Regions from separate parts of the Homo sapiens genome. Here region 1 is linked to region 2. A link is a contact called in ENCODE Hi-C or POLR2A ChIA-PET data. All regions are on one chromosome and are shown on one strand. Each heading gives the region's core, a stretch centred on a gene start or an enhancer-like site at or near the end of the contact. The rest is flanking DNA. Distances are from core to core; before and after follow the strand shown.

Evidence for each region. Hi-C counts contacts between places; a loop is a spot of excess contacts on that map. ChIA-PET counts read pairs that join two places held with the same protein, here RNA polymerase II (POLR2A). Pooled maps may share reads with other maps.
Region 1: a map of chondrocyte shows a loop between it and region 2 (2.4-fold over the local background). The contact joins the enhancer-like site here to the promoter of RPS27L in region 2. A Hi-C loop is called at or near these places in 1 of 168 maps with a recorded cell type or tissue (chondrocyte) and 1 of 50 pooled maps. POLR2A ChIA-PET finds 5 or more read pairs at or near these places in 10 of 52 experiments (A549, AG04450, Caco-2 and 7 more).

What each region holds. Positions count from the first base shown.
Region 1 is chr15:63,072,573-63,079,194 of GRCh38, reverse strand. No RefSeq gene overlaps it. Among named protein-coding and RNA genes, the nearest start is that of TPM1-AS, 26 kb to the right of the region's middle. RefSeq lists an enhancer at 1-445. Within about 2 kb of position 3,790, at least 4 of the 41 ENCODE cell types and tissues checked have a DNase peak (open chromatin) inside an H3K27ac peak, as active enhancers do.
Region 2 is chr15:63,153,489-63,159,496 of GRCh38, reverse strand. RPS27L (ribosomal protein S27 like) reads left to right here and starts at 2,020. Exons shown (of 4, transcript NM_015920.4): 1 at 2,020-2,097; 2 at 2,976-3,084; 3 at 3,766-3,876; 4 at 5,437-6,008. The coding sequence starts at 2,092. The coding sequence ends at 5,465. RefSeq lists a silencer at 1,647-1,746 and enhancers at 1,928-2,501, 1,897-2,556, 2,707-2,796, 2,081-3,280.

The DNA.
Region 1 (6,622 bases), core at 2,541-5,040, 82 kb after region 2:
CCAAAGTGCTGGGATTACAGGCGTGAGCCACTGCACCCGGCCGGAACTAGATTTCTTAAAGGCTTTACCACACCAGTTTGGGAAAAGTTGTTTTGCTTCTCTTTTAAGAACCTGAGGCCTGGAAATCAAAAAAGGGCTCTCCAGGCTGGAGTCCAGGCCGGAGCAGGAATCACCACATAGTTAAGAAACAACTTAACACTATATTTAGGGTATGTCTGTGCTTAAATGAAATAGTTTTTTTTAAGTGTATGTTTTCATTTCTTACATGTCAGAAAATATCTGTATTACAAAAAAATCTCCCATCAGTCCTAGTTGTGAGAACAAAAAATTAGAAAAACCCAGTGATCAAAAAGAGGAGAACAAATTATGGCACATTAACCAGAAGACTAGGTGAAGCAACACAGGAAGATGTTTATGCAAAGTTTTTTGAATAAAAACCAAAATTTTGAATAAAAAGCCTTCCATAAACACACAGGCAAAACATATGGAAAATAAGTTTTTTTTTTTCCCAGTGGTGACCTTTTTTTTCCTTCATAGTTTTTCTCTATTGTTTTTATAATGCTTTGTGACAAATAAAAAATGTACACAATTATATGATGGCATGTACCTCATGTGTACATTTTGCTTATTTCCCTTGCAACCCAGTATCCAAATGTGCCAAATAGCTTTTCATTTGAACTTGCAAATTGCTGCATGAAATTTAAATATTCCTTTAAATACACAACCCACATCAATTGCTGTTATACAAATTGGAATGAACTCTTCAGGTTCAAGTAGTTTTTATCCAAATTTAATTATCCATGTTTATCAGTAATACTTTATGTTTCTGGGGTAGGAACCAAAACAAGGAGAGCAAAAGGGGAGCTCCCAGCCCCCAGCAGTTTACATTAAAACAGCACTGAAACCCAATTCTCTCTCGCCCACTGCCCCACTACTCCTCTTTCTTGGAAGGCTGGAAAATGGGTTATCTGGAGACACCCAGGGCTCCTAGCCCATTAGGATTAGGGAGGCTCTGAACCTGGCTGAGGCTTCTGAAGTCTGGCAGCCTGAGCAGATCAGGTCGCTGTCTGCACTAGCGACTATAGCAATCAGCCTGGGGAGGCTTCTCGTGGGAGAAGTGAATGTTAGCGGCGATCCTCATCCATTTGCTTTACCAGAAACCAAAGGCTCCTTCAGACCTCCCTGGTGGAGTAGGAAGCTGATTTTATAGGCTCTAAGAGTATATGTGTGCATTCATTTATGCTCTTTCCTTTAAAGCTTAACAGATGCTCTAGGATTAAAGCAAAGGTATGGTAAGACCAAAAGTTTAAAAACAAACAAACAAACAAACAAACAAACAGAACACAACTACATGGCCTACAGCAAGGAATGAGAGGTGGGTAAGAGGGGAGGATTTTAAAATGAGAATTTGGTAGAAAAAAGCTACAATTATGAACAAAAAATTTCGTAGCCAGAGTAAGTAGTAAAACCAAAGCATTTTTAAACTAGCAGAGCTCTTGTTTCTAAGATTTGAGAGGCCGGGGTGAGTGGTGATTTGCCTGTGGCTGGAGTACCCCTGAGAAAATTATAGAGCATGCCCAGGAGAGCCTTTTCTACTGGTTTTAGATGGTTAGAAATCTACCAGGAAGGGGGCATGACATCTGTTTCCATGCAGTCTTGTATCATTTACTGTCTATTTGCCATGTAATCATATCCTGTTTTATTATTTTTTAGTGCGTTTGTGCACATATTCAGTTGCTTCCATAGACTCCTTGAGGGCAAGACGTCTATTATACTTTGTCTGTATTGTCCTATAACCCCCAACCTTGAAAACAGACCAGGATTTGCCATCATGATGTTTGCTGGCTTCTCAGCCCCCAGCCCCACAGAGCATCTGCCAAGAGGAGCTGACTCTTCTACTCCTCCGGCCCATCTGAGCCCAAAATACAGTCCCCAAAATACTGTAAAACATTCTTAAATGGAAATACAATTTGTCTTGTAGGCAAAATTATGAATCTTAACTTTCATAATTTTAGTTACTAGAAGACAATATGGAAGCTCTGTGTCTGAGAGAAAGTGAGCAGAACAAGAGATTAGAGTAACAAAAAATTGTAGCCAGAAGGGAAGAACGAAAGCCAGAAAAAGGAGGCATGGCGGATAGGAAGTTTTCAAGTAGAGGGTTAACAACTGAAGAGAGATGAACAGTTTGGCCAGGATTTGAGCCTAGCAACTCTTTGTTGAGGCACATTTTCTTGACATTCCTATTCTTAGGCAAATTATTCTGCCTTTGCTCTTTTTAATTTCTCCGGAAGGTGCTAGGCAGACAGTCCCGGAGTGTTCTGGAAAGGAGTGCTTTGTGTGAAGATAGCAGGAAAACAAATCATGGGAATGACAGGCTTCGAGCTGAGTAACCCAGGGGTTAATCACTTCCCGCTGGCTCAGGCTTCTGAGATGCAGGTATGCTTTGGCCATTCCTAGGAAGCCAGCATCCCCTTCAAAAACAAAAGCCCCTACTGCCTGGGTGTGGGTTCCCATTTCTAATATTTACATCACTGGGCTTTGGGCAACTATACTTAATCCTTTTGGGAATAGTGATGGGGCTCACTTCAGATAAAGGCGTCCTTGACCACAGCACGATTCAAGCAGTTCCTTGGCAAGTGTTTCATTGTGAAGGGTGGTTTTCATAGAGGAAGTGGACTTTGGGGTGAGGTGGGGGAGTGGAGGTGCAGGATGTGGGCAGCCCATCGAATCCCAGCTCACCAGAAGGCCGAAGGGCTATATTATACCAGTGCAGGCATCTGGGAGTTTAACACTGGAGTCATGAGTCTAACCAAGAGTCCCACTGGAAAGGCAGCATTCCAAATCCTTTCTGAGTGTCTCTGGAGTTGAAAACAGACCAGGACTTACCATCATGATGTGTGCTGTCCCCTCTGACCCCATCCCCATGCAGCATCCGCCAAGAGGAGCCAACTCTTCTGCTCCTCCGGCCCCCCTGTGCCCAGCCGGCCCCTCCGGAGACACAACAACTGCTTCCCTGCCACAGACAAAGCATCTTTCACCTTCCCGGTCATTAGCTTCCCTCTGGAGACAGTGGATTCCACGGCTCCACAGGATCTGCCTCGTGGCTTCTCTAGAATAAATAAGGGCTGAACTGCCTTCATTTACATCCGATGCCAGGCCTAAGAGCAGTGTTCTGTTGGCTTCCATGAAGCAACAAATCCAAATGCAGTTTGAGAATGGAGTAACAGAAACTTACAACAGAGCCAGCCTTTAGCTTCCATGTGAGATTTGAATCTACTACTTTGAAACATTCTTTGCCTCCTGTGCGCAGGTGATTAACAACTCAAAAACAAACTTCGAAACTGTGACTTGAGCTTTCTTTCCGGGCCACTTGTGGGGTACCATGGCCTTGCAGTGAATATCCTCCCGGGCAGTGGTACTGGGGATTTTCATTTCAAAAGGAAAAAGTTACTTTCAGTTTCCCTAAGGACCTAATGCAGGTGAAAAAAAAAAGGATTGGGGCTAAGGAACAGAAGAGGGACTCTACACACATTGCCCCATTCGGTTCTCAGCCCTGAGGAAGTGAGTGGGCACGTGGAGAGGGGCAGTGAAACCACCTCCTTCAGGGATGGAGAAATCAACGCCCAGATGGCAACATTAACCTGGGCCGGTCTGTGAGCAGGGAGCGGATGCAAAACCAGTGCCTCTGGTTTCCAGGCCCCACGCTGCACTGCCCGCCTTGACGGGGGCTGGATGACTCGGAGCAAACCACTAAATCTTTCTAGGTCTCGTTTTTCTCTGTCCTCGATGATCTTAAGGCTCCTTCCAGTTCTGAATCAGCGTTTTCAGTTTAGGGCAACAGCCTTGGCAGGTCCTGATATGGCCTTGACTCGACCCTTGGTTCTCCATGGCTTTGGTAACAAATGGAAAGAAAACTCTCACAGGCAGCAGAAAGCAGCCTTTTCCTCAGGGTTGATGCCCATTTGTCAAAAATTTGGCAAAAGTTACATTCATATTAGTGAACTCTCAACATAGTTTCATTCATTGTTTGACACACAAAATTTATGACATCTGTTGGAGGAATGTAGCTCTGAAAACCCTCAATGTCAAAAAGTATATATAATGGAAGGAACACTTCTTGTACTGCCCAACATTTCTATTTTCTTTCCAAACCTTTGTCTCCAATTCTGGAAATGATGGCTCCCTGAACGCCCTAGTGCTTTTTGTTTTGATTGGAGAATTCGGATTTTTTTTCTCCCTGTATATATATCTGACTGTAGATTTAAAAAAAAAACCAGCTACAAATAGTGTTGACAAGTTGAAAAAATGGTTCACACACATTCAAATACTTGAGTAAGACAGATATCTATATCTATATCTATATAATTTTTTTTTCCTGGAGAAAAATCAGGCCCAAAGTATTGAACTCTGGAGGACACAAACCAGCATATGCAAAAATTAGATTTTGTTTCTGTTAACGACATCTCTAGGAACAATAAGGAGGGGAATTGTTCTTTTCAATGTCAGTCTCAAAAAGTTCTGAATGTATCCACAAAGCGCTTTTCTTTTTTCTCTTAAGAACTGATTGTAGGCCGGCACAGTGGCTCATGCCTGTAATCCCAGCACTTTGGGAGGCCGAGGTGGGCAGATCACTTGAGGTCAGGAGCTCGAGATCAGCCTGGGCAACATGGTGAAACCTCGTCTCTACTTTTTAGAGTACTTTCTTACTCTATTTTTATACAAAAATTAGCCAGGCGTGGTGGCATGCACCTGTAATCCCAGCTACTCGGGAGGCTGGGGCATGAGAATTGCTTGAACCCAGAAGGTGGAGGTTTCAGTGAGCTGAGATCATGCCACTGCACTCCAGCCTGGGCAACAGAGTGAGACTCTGTCTCAAAAAAAAACCAAAAAAGCAACAACAACAACAACAAAACAAACTGTAGAACTCTCATCATTATTTTTTGAAGATGCTTATGTTTTTACCTGTGTCCTTTCTCTGTGGAGTTCCACAATGTTTTACTCTGAACAGGGCAACTGTTCAGCTGTTCATTCTGAAATCTGGGACTGCTAAGTTTCAGCAATGGAATTTAGAACATGAATCTTGAATTCTCTCTCTACACCTCATGGTTCTCCAAATGGTGACCATCTCAGCTTCCAGCCTTGGCCTTTCCATATTCAAGAGTCCTAATCTCTGTACCTTGACCTCACAGAGTGGCATGTTCAGAGGTTATCACACCCAGTCATACCCCAGGCGTGTACCATGTAGAGACAGAGCCGTTCTCCTTTTTTATATTAATCTGAAAGATTAGGTAATCATTCTTCGAATTGGCATGATGCTTCATAATTAACTGATCTTGTCTGATCCCTGGAACCCAGAGGGGAAGTCAGGTGTTAAACCACTCCCACACGGTCGTGTCAGCTGCTAAATGGTTGACTCCACCTCCATCTTCCCAGCCTCCTCCTCTCCTAATTATACCTGCGGCTTCATCTGTTTTCATCTATTATCTAGAAACTGTTTTTCTTCTGCTGTAAAGCGTTTGAAACAAGGGGAAGGAGATTCCAGACAGGGCTCAGGAGTCACACAGGGCCAGAGTTTGAAGCCCAACCCCACTACTTGGGAGCTACTGAACTGAGTATCTAAGCCTCAGTGACGTGAGGCTTAAGTGAAATAACCCTTGTGAGTACAAGTTCTTTAGCACACATAAATGGGATCCGAAAGTGTTAAAAACCATCATAATTTGGGGTAAGGTTAGTCCCCCCTTAGCTTCACAAGGATGGGTACTATCTTCTGTGGTGGTCTTTGGAGCACAAATGGCAAGTTGAGGACCACAGCAGTTAACTTTTTTTTTGAGATGGAGCCTCACTCTGTCATCCAGGCTGGAGTGCAGTTGTGTGATCTTGGCTTACCGCAACCTCCACCTCCCGGGTTCAAGCGATTCTCCTGCCTCAGCCTCCTGAGTAGCTGGTATTATAAGTGCACACCACCATGCCTGGCTGATTTTTGTAACTTTAGTAAAGACGGGGTTTTGCTGTGTTGGCCACGCTGGTCTCATTCAAACTCCTGACCTCAAGCGATCCACCTGCCTTAGCCTCCCAAAGTGGTGGGATTACAGGCGTGAGCCACCATGCCTGGCCGAGCGGTTAACTTATGGAACAAGACCTAGGCGCCTGGTACTGTGCCGTGTACTTGAAGTGGTTATAGATTAGACTCCCACAGTTATAAACTATGAGCTAGGTGCTAATCTCATCTCCATGTTAAAGATGGAGCAGCTCAGATTTAGGGACTTGACAGGTTAGGCAGTCTCATAAAGGTGGAGTCTGGATCTGAAGCCAGATCTGGCTCCCCGAGTGAAAGAGGACCAGGTTTAGGAAAGGCTTCCATGACTAGAGTGATGCAGAGAGGGTTTTTTCCTAGCTGAGGATTGGCAGAGGTGAGGCGAGGGGTCCTGAAACTGTAGGAAGGTTGAGACCTGTGCATTTATTTGCCGTGAGCAAGGGGACAGCTTTTTGGAAGGAGACCTAAAACCAGGCTCCGGGACCCTGCTTGGATTCTTTGCCTTACAGCCTTTGTCTTTCTGTGGAGAAGAGATTCCTGATTAAGAGACATGGAAGTACAGTTACAGAGATATTTAATACTTTTGAA
Region 2 (6,008 bases), core at 771-3,270:
AAATATTTAAAAACCCAAACCTAATGCCCAATTTAGTGTATGGCTGAAGTGAAAATATATATAGTCACAGGACAAATGCTATATGCCCATTAAGAAGCATAATGTAGAATATTCCAGCCTGGGCAACATGGCGAAACCCCATCTCTACAAACATTACAAAAATTAGCCAGGCGTGGTGGCTTGTACCTGCAGTCCCAACTACTCAGGAGGCTGAGGGGGGACAATTGCTTGAGCCCAGGAGGTCGAGGCTGCAGTGAGCCAAGATTGTGCCACTGCACTCCAGCCTGGGCAACACAGTGAGACCTTATTTAAAAAAAAAAAAGAATATGTAGTGACATGGAGTGATGCTCATTTTATAGTAAGTGGGAGGAAAATTCAAGTCTACAAAAGATTATGCACAAGATGATCCCAATTAGGTTAAGTCAAAACCCAAAATAAACCTATATCCAAGAGAGTAAAAAATATTGGGAAGGATATAGGTCAAAAGTTAAAAATGTTTATTTACAGATGGTAAATTTTCTTCTATTTTTCTGCATTTCCCAAAATGTATATTATACATGTATCCTTTTTGCAAAGACAAATAAGGTGATTAAGAACATCAAGTCAGGGCGGGACGCGGTGGCTCACGCCTGTAATCCCAACACTTTGGGAGGCCAAGGCGGGCAGATCACTTGAGGTCAGGAGTTCGAGACCAGCTTGGCCAACATAGTGAACCCCCCCCCCACCATCCCCCGTCTCTACTAAAAACACAAAAAGTAGCCGGACATGGTGATGGACACCTGTAATCTCAGGTACTTGGGAGGATTGAGGCAGGAGAATCGCGTGAACCCAGGAGGCGGAGGTTGCAGTGAGCCAAGATCGCGCCACTGTACTCCAGCCTGGGTGACAGAGCAAGACTCTGCCAAAAAAAAAAAAAAAAAAAAAAAAAATCCAGTTAGACCAATTTTCTGGTAAAGTGTCTTTCTGGTTTCTTGCCTTTTGGTCGCCCATGACACCCATTTTTCAAGCATAGAGTTTCCTCCTCAAAAATAGAGCATGCTGTCACGCGCCGGTAGTCCCAACTACTTGGGAGGCTGAGGTGGAAGGACTTCTTGAGCCTAGGAATTGGAGACAAGCCTGGGCAATATAGCAGGACCCTGTCTCCAAGGAAAAAAAAAAAAAAAAAAAGAATAATGGCGTGTTCCTGTGGTCCCAGCTACTCGGGAGGCTGAGGCGGGAGAATCGCTTGAGCCCAGGAGGTCGAGGCTGCAGTGAGCTGTGATGGCACCATTGCATTCCAGCCTGGGCAAAAAAGCGAGACCTTGTCTCAAATAATAATAATGATAAAGACTCATGTTCGGTCATCGGTGACATTCGCCTTTCTCAGGCCCCCTAGTTGTCCACTCTGCAAAGGACGAGTAATCCTCGGAAGGGGTGGGGCCTCTTAGTGAATGAGGCACAGCAGCGAATCCGTGCTGTTTTAAAAACTTTTTTTCAGAACAAAGCAAACCTAAGGCACAGCCATACCCCGCAGAAAACTTCGAAATCTGCGCCTTGAAAAGGGAAGCCAAAAGGATACGAGCCTCTTTCATAATCTCTCTGGCACGTATTAATGGTTAATAATACTGTATTTTTTAATACACAAAAGAAGAGAATAGTGGCATTGCCCCGTGTGCCCACCCCCAGAGCTAACCGAGAGCGGCCGGGCCAGGGGGCCGGGGGCTGAGCGGCCCGCCGGGTTCCGGGGTGGCGCCGGCCCCGGTGGCCGCGGGCGCTCCCTCGCCATGGCCTAAGCCCGAGGCCGCTCCCCAGCCAGATTCTGGCCTCAGGCACTGCAGAGCCCGCGGCGCTCGCCAACAAGCCCGTTAGACCCACGGGACTTGGCACCCTGGAACGCTCACCATCCCCGGGTCTTCCCTGCGCCCTGGACCCGAGTACCCTGCTGCGGCGTCCCCCTACCACCGAGAGGAGGGCCTAGAGCAGACAAGCCCGCCCCGCCGCTCCTCCCAGCAGCTTCTATCCCGGAAGTTGATGCCGAGCGCAGATCGCTTGCAGCTTGCTAGCTGTGTGGGCTGGGAGGTCTGGTAGGGCTGAGCTTGCAAGAGGATCAACATGCCTGTGAGTTGTTTACATCGGGCTCCGGGTTTGTTTTGGGCTTCTTTACCGAGAGTCATATGGGACGGATGAGTCCGGCTGCCTCTCGGGCCTGTAGTGTCCGAGAGTGGCGAGGCGGCTCAGGTTGCGCAGCGTCTTCGCGCGTGGCGGGCATGTAGTGACTTGCCCGGTCACCGCGGCGCGGCTGGCCCTGCAGGGGCGTGGGCTGCAATTCAGAGGCGGTGGCTGGGAGGGGAACAGTTCTCTGTGTAGCTTATGAGCGGTCTTGGTCTTTGAGGATGCCCCTGAGGTTGTGATCTTTGGGTCTTTTGGCTTTCCCAGTGATTGGTGTTTCTCGCCCCCTCTGCCTTCTTTCGGAAGCGATTTCCTACTTGTTTTCCTTTTTTAAAAACTGTCCTCGTTGTTGCCTTATATATTAATTCCGTCAAGGACGGTCGCTCAGCAAGAATTCCTGTCAGATCAGCTGTTGAGCCACAGGAGCAAAAATCACCCAGGCGCTGACGTTGTCTGGTCTACTTCAGCAGTTTCTACTCTAAGCGAGTCCACAGTCGGGGTCACTTTCTTTGCTTAGCACCTCGACTTCGCGCAGTTTTCATCGAAGACAGTTCATTACGCAGTTGAGTAAAGAAGGACAAAGTTTGCCTTACCATATGTTTCCTGATCGTGCGAAAGCCCTTTTCTAGGGACTTGGAGAACACAAGTATTATGAAAAGTACTGATGAAAGTTATTAACAGGTTTCGAAAAATAACTTTACTATCTGACGTGTTGCTTCTGCCGAGGATGACCGTTATTCCTGTTTTTGCATGTATATTTCACGTATGGTTAAATGTGCCAGCGTTGTGGTTTAAAACTAATAGTAATAATATGCTTCTTTGTTCAGTTGGCTAGAGATTTACTACATCCGTCCTTGGAAGAGGAAAAGAAAAAACATAAAAAGAAACGCCTAGTACAAAGTCCAAATTCTTACTTTATGGATGTAAAATGTCCAGGTAAAATTTGAAATCTTAATTCCTTTACTAAAGAAAATTTCTGTAGGGATTGCTAGTGTGGTGTGTATAGTTAAGATACATTAGAACCCTCTGTTGAGTAGAAGTGGGATTACAGAATTGGAAATGTCAGGGACATTTTCATAATAAATGTACTGAAACCATTGTAGAAACATTTCGGGGTAAGTGAAAACAGGCATTCAAAGGAGATATGCCATTTGACTTAGCAAGTCTTTAAGCTCTTCAGACGATGAGTTTTCTGTTTCATGATACAAAGAAAAGTCTGTTGATTCTTCAGTCTAAAGCTGTGCTGCCCAATACAATGGCCATTAGCTGAATGTGGCTACTGAGCACTTGTGGATAATCAAAATGTGGATACTCAAAATAGAGATGTTCTTTAATTGTAAAATACTCACTGGATTTTGACGATGTAGCACAGAAAAAAAATACATTGATTACATGTTGAAATGATATTTTGGAAATATTAAGTTTAATGAAATATATTATTGATTTTACCTGTTTTTAAAAAATTTTGTGTCGCTGCTAGAAAAGTTTATGTTACACATGTGGCTTGCTGTTTCATAGCACTGAAGTTACTGATTTTTTTACATATTACCAGAAATGTCGAACAGGTGCTGTTTTCCTCTGCTTTTCATTTTTAACATTGCCTTTTTTTTTTTTTAGGTTGCTACAAGATCACCACGGTTTTCAGCCATGCTCAGACAGTGGTTCTTTGTGTAGGTTGTTCAACAGTGTTGTGCCAGCCTACAGGAGGAAAGGCCAGACTCACAGAAGGTATATCATTTGGCATTCTCCAACCCAGTGATGAGATTGATGATTATAAATGTCTCTATCTTCACTGAAAAGTTTAAAGAAATCTTAATGATTACCAAAATAACTTATCTTTCATTGTGTGCTTTCAGTAAAGAATGGCCTGTTCAAATGGATATATTTATACTCTTGACCTTGCAGTGAACTCCATTGACTTATTTTTCTTAGTTTAGAACACATTTATTCACTTAGTTTGCTTAACTTGGAATAAATTAAGTCAGAATAGAAGCAAAAGAATAACTACATGTTATAGGACATGCAGATTTATTTATTTATTTATTTATTATTTTTTTTTTTTATTAGGAGTCTCGCTCTGTCACCCAGGCTGGAGTGCAGTGGCGCCATCTCAGCTCACTGCAACTTCTGCCTCCCCGGTTCAAGTGATTCTCTTGCCTCTGCCTCCCAAGTAGCTGGGACCACAGGCGCGTGCCACCATGCCTGGCTAATTTTTTGTATTTTTAGTAGAGGTGGGGTTTCACTGTGTTAGCCAGGATGGTCTTGATCTCCTGACCTCATGGTCTGCCCGCCTCGGCCTCCCAAAGTGCTGGGATTACAGGCATGAGCCACCTCGCCGGCCAGGACATACAGATTTTTAAAACCATATAGAATTTTAAAATTTCTTTTACAAAATTTTGTTCCATATATATTTAGTACATATAATAGTTTTTTTTTTATCATTGCCAGCTAAGCAACAGATAGCTAATATATAAGTTAAAATGCCAGAGATTTTACTTTTATGAGCAACTGCAATGATTAATATAAAAACCTAATTTTAATTCCTCTTTCACTTTAGTGCAATAAGAAAAAAAAATTATATATATAGTTTCCATAGTAATACTTGTAAATTTGTGATTCCATAATGATGTTATAAATTTGCTTGTGATATTTTGGGGAGCTGTAAGTTCCATGCTCTCACTGGAAGAGTTCAAGTGGATTGGCAGCAAATCTGAGATCTATTTGGTGTGACCTGGTGAGATCTAAATATGGAGTCAGCACATGATTTTTTTAAGAGTAATATTGCTAAGTAATATTGCTAAGTATACTTGGGAGATTTTTGAAACAAAGTATGTCATGTCATGATTTTGGAATTTAGTGCCCATATGCTGACAGATGGTTTAATGGGTCTATCTGTTCTAGAGTTTTCCTAATAGGTCTGAAAATACCTCTAATCAAAATTATTTACTTGAGAAAAGTATTCAGAATAGTTCCTAAAAATTAAGAGTATATCTTCTGACAGCTTGCTTGAAACAGTCTTCACTGTTGAATTCAGGCTCATGGTCTTAAGTAGACTTCATTATAGCATTTGAGAAACAGGAGTGACACTTATAGTCATACCAGAGTAAACTCAGATATGATAGATGTATTATAGCAAATTTCTGGTATAAAAGGATAAATAATCTGTATATGAGTATTAATCCAATATTCTTAAAACTTCAGTATTTTACTTAAAAGTACTTTTTGTCATTAAAATTATAGCAAAGGTAGAATGCACTTGTTTAATATACTCTCATGATTCTTTTGCAGGGTGTTCATTTAGAAGAAAGCAACACTAATGATTCAAACAGCTTCCTGAATTTTAATTTTGTGTTGTCTCACAGAAAGCCTTATCATAAATTCCATAATTCTAATTAATTTACCAAGATAATGTAATTACATTTGGTTTTGTAAGGTATACAGCAGTAATCTCCTATTTTGGTGTCAGTTTTTCAATAAAGTTTTGATTATGGGCAAATCCCCTCTTTTTCTTTTTTTAAAATATATTTGAGTATGCCATACATTTATATATATGGTGTATATGAATTTGGTTTAAACATTTTAAAATTTATTCTGATTAGTTTGTGTCTTTTTTTTTTTTTTTGAGAGAGAGAGTCCTGCTCTGTCACTCAAGCTGGAGTGCAGTGGTGCGATCTCGGCTCACTGCAACCTCCGCCTCCCAGGTCCAAGCAATTCTCTTGCCTTGTCCTCCCAAGTAGCTGGGATTATAGGCACACACCACCATGCCTGGCTAATTTGTGTCTCATTTTCAAGAGTAGAAACCCTAAATATTTTATTTTCATTCCTTTTCCAAATTGCTATGAATGGGATTAAAGGATTAC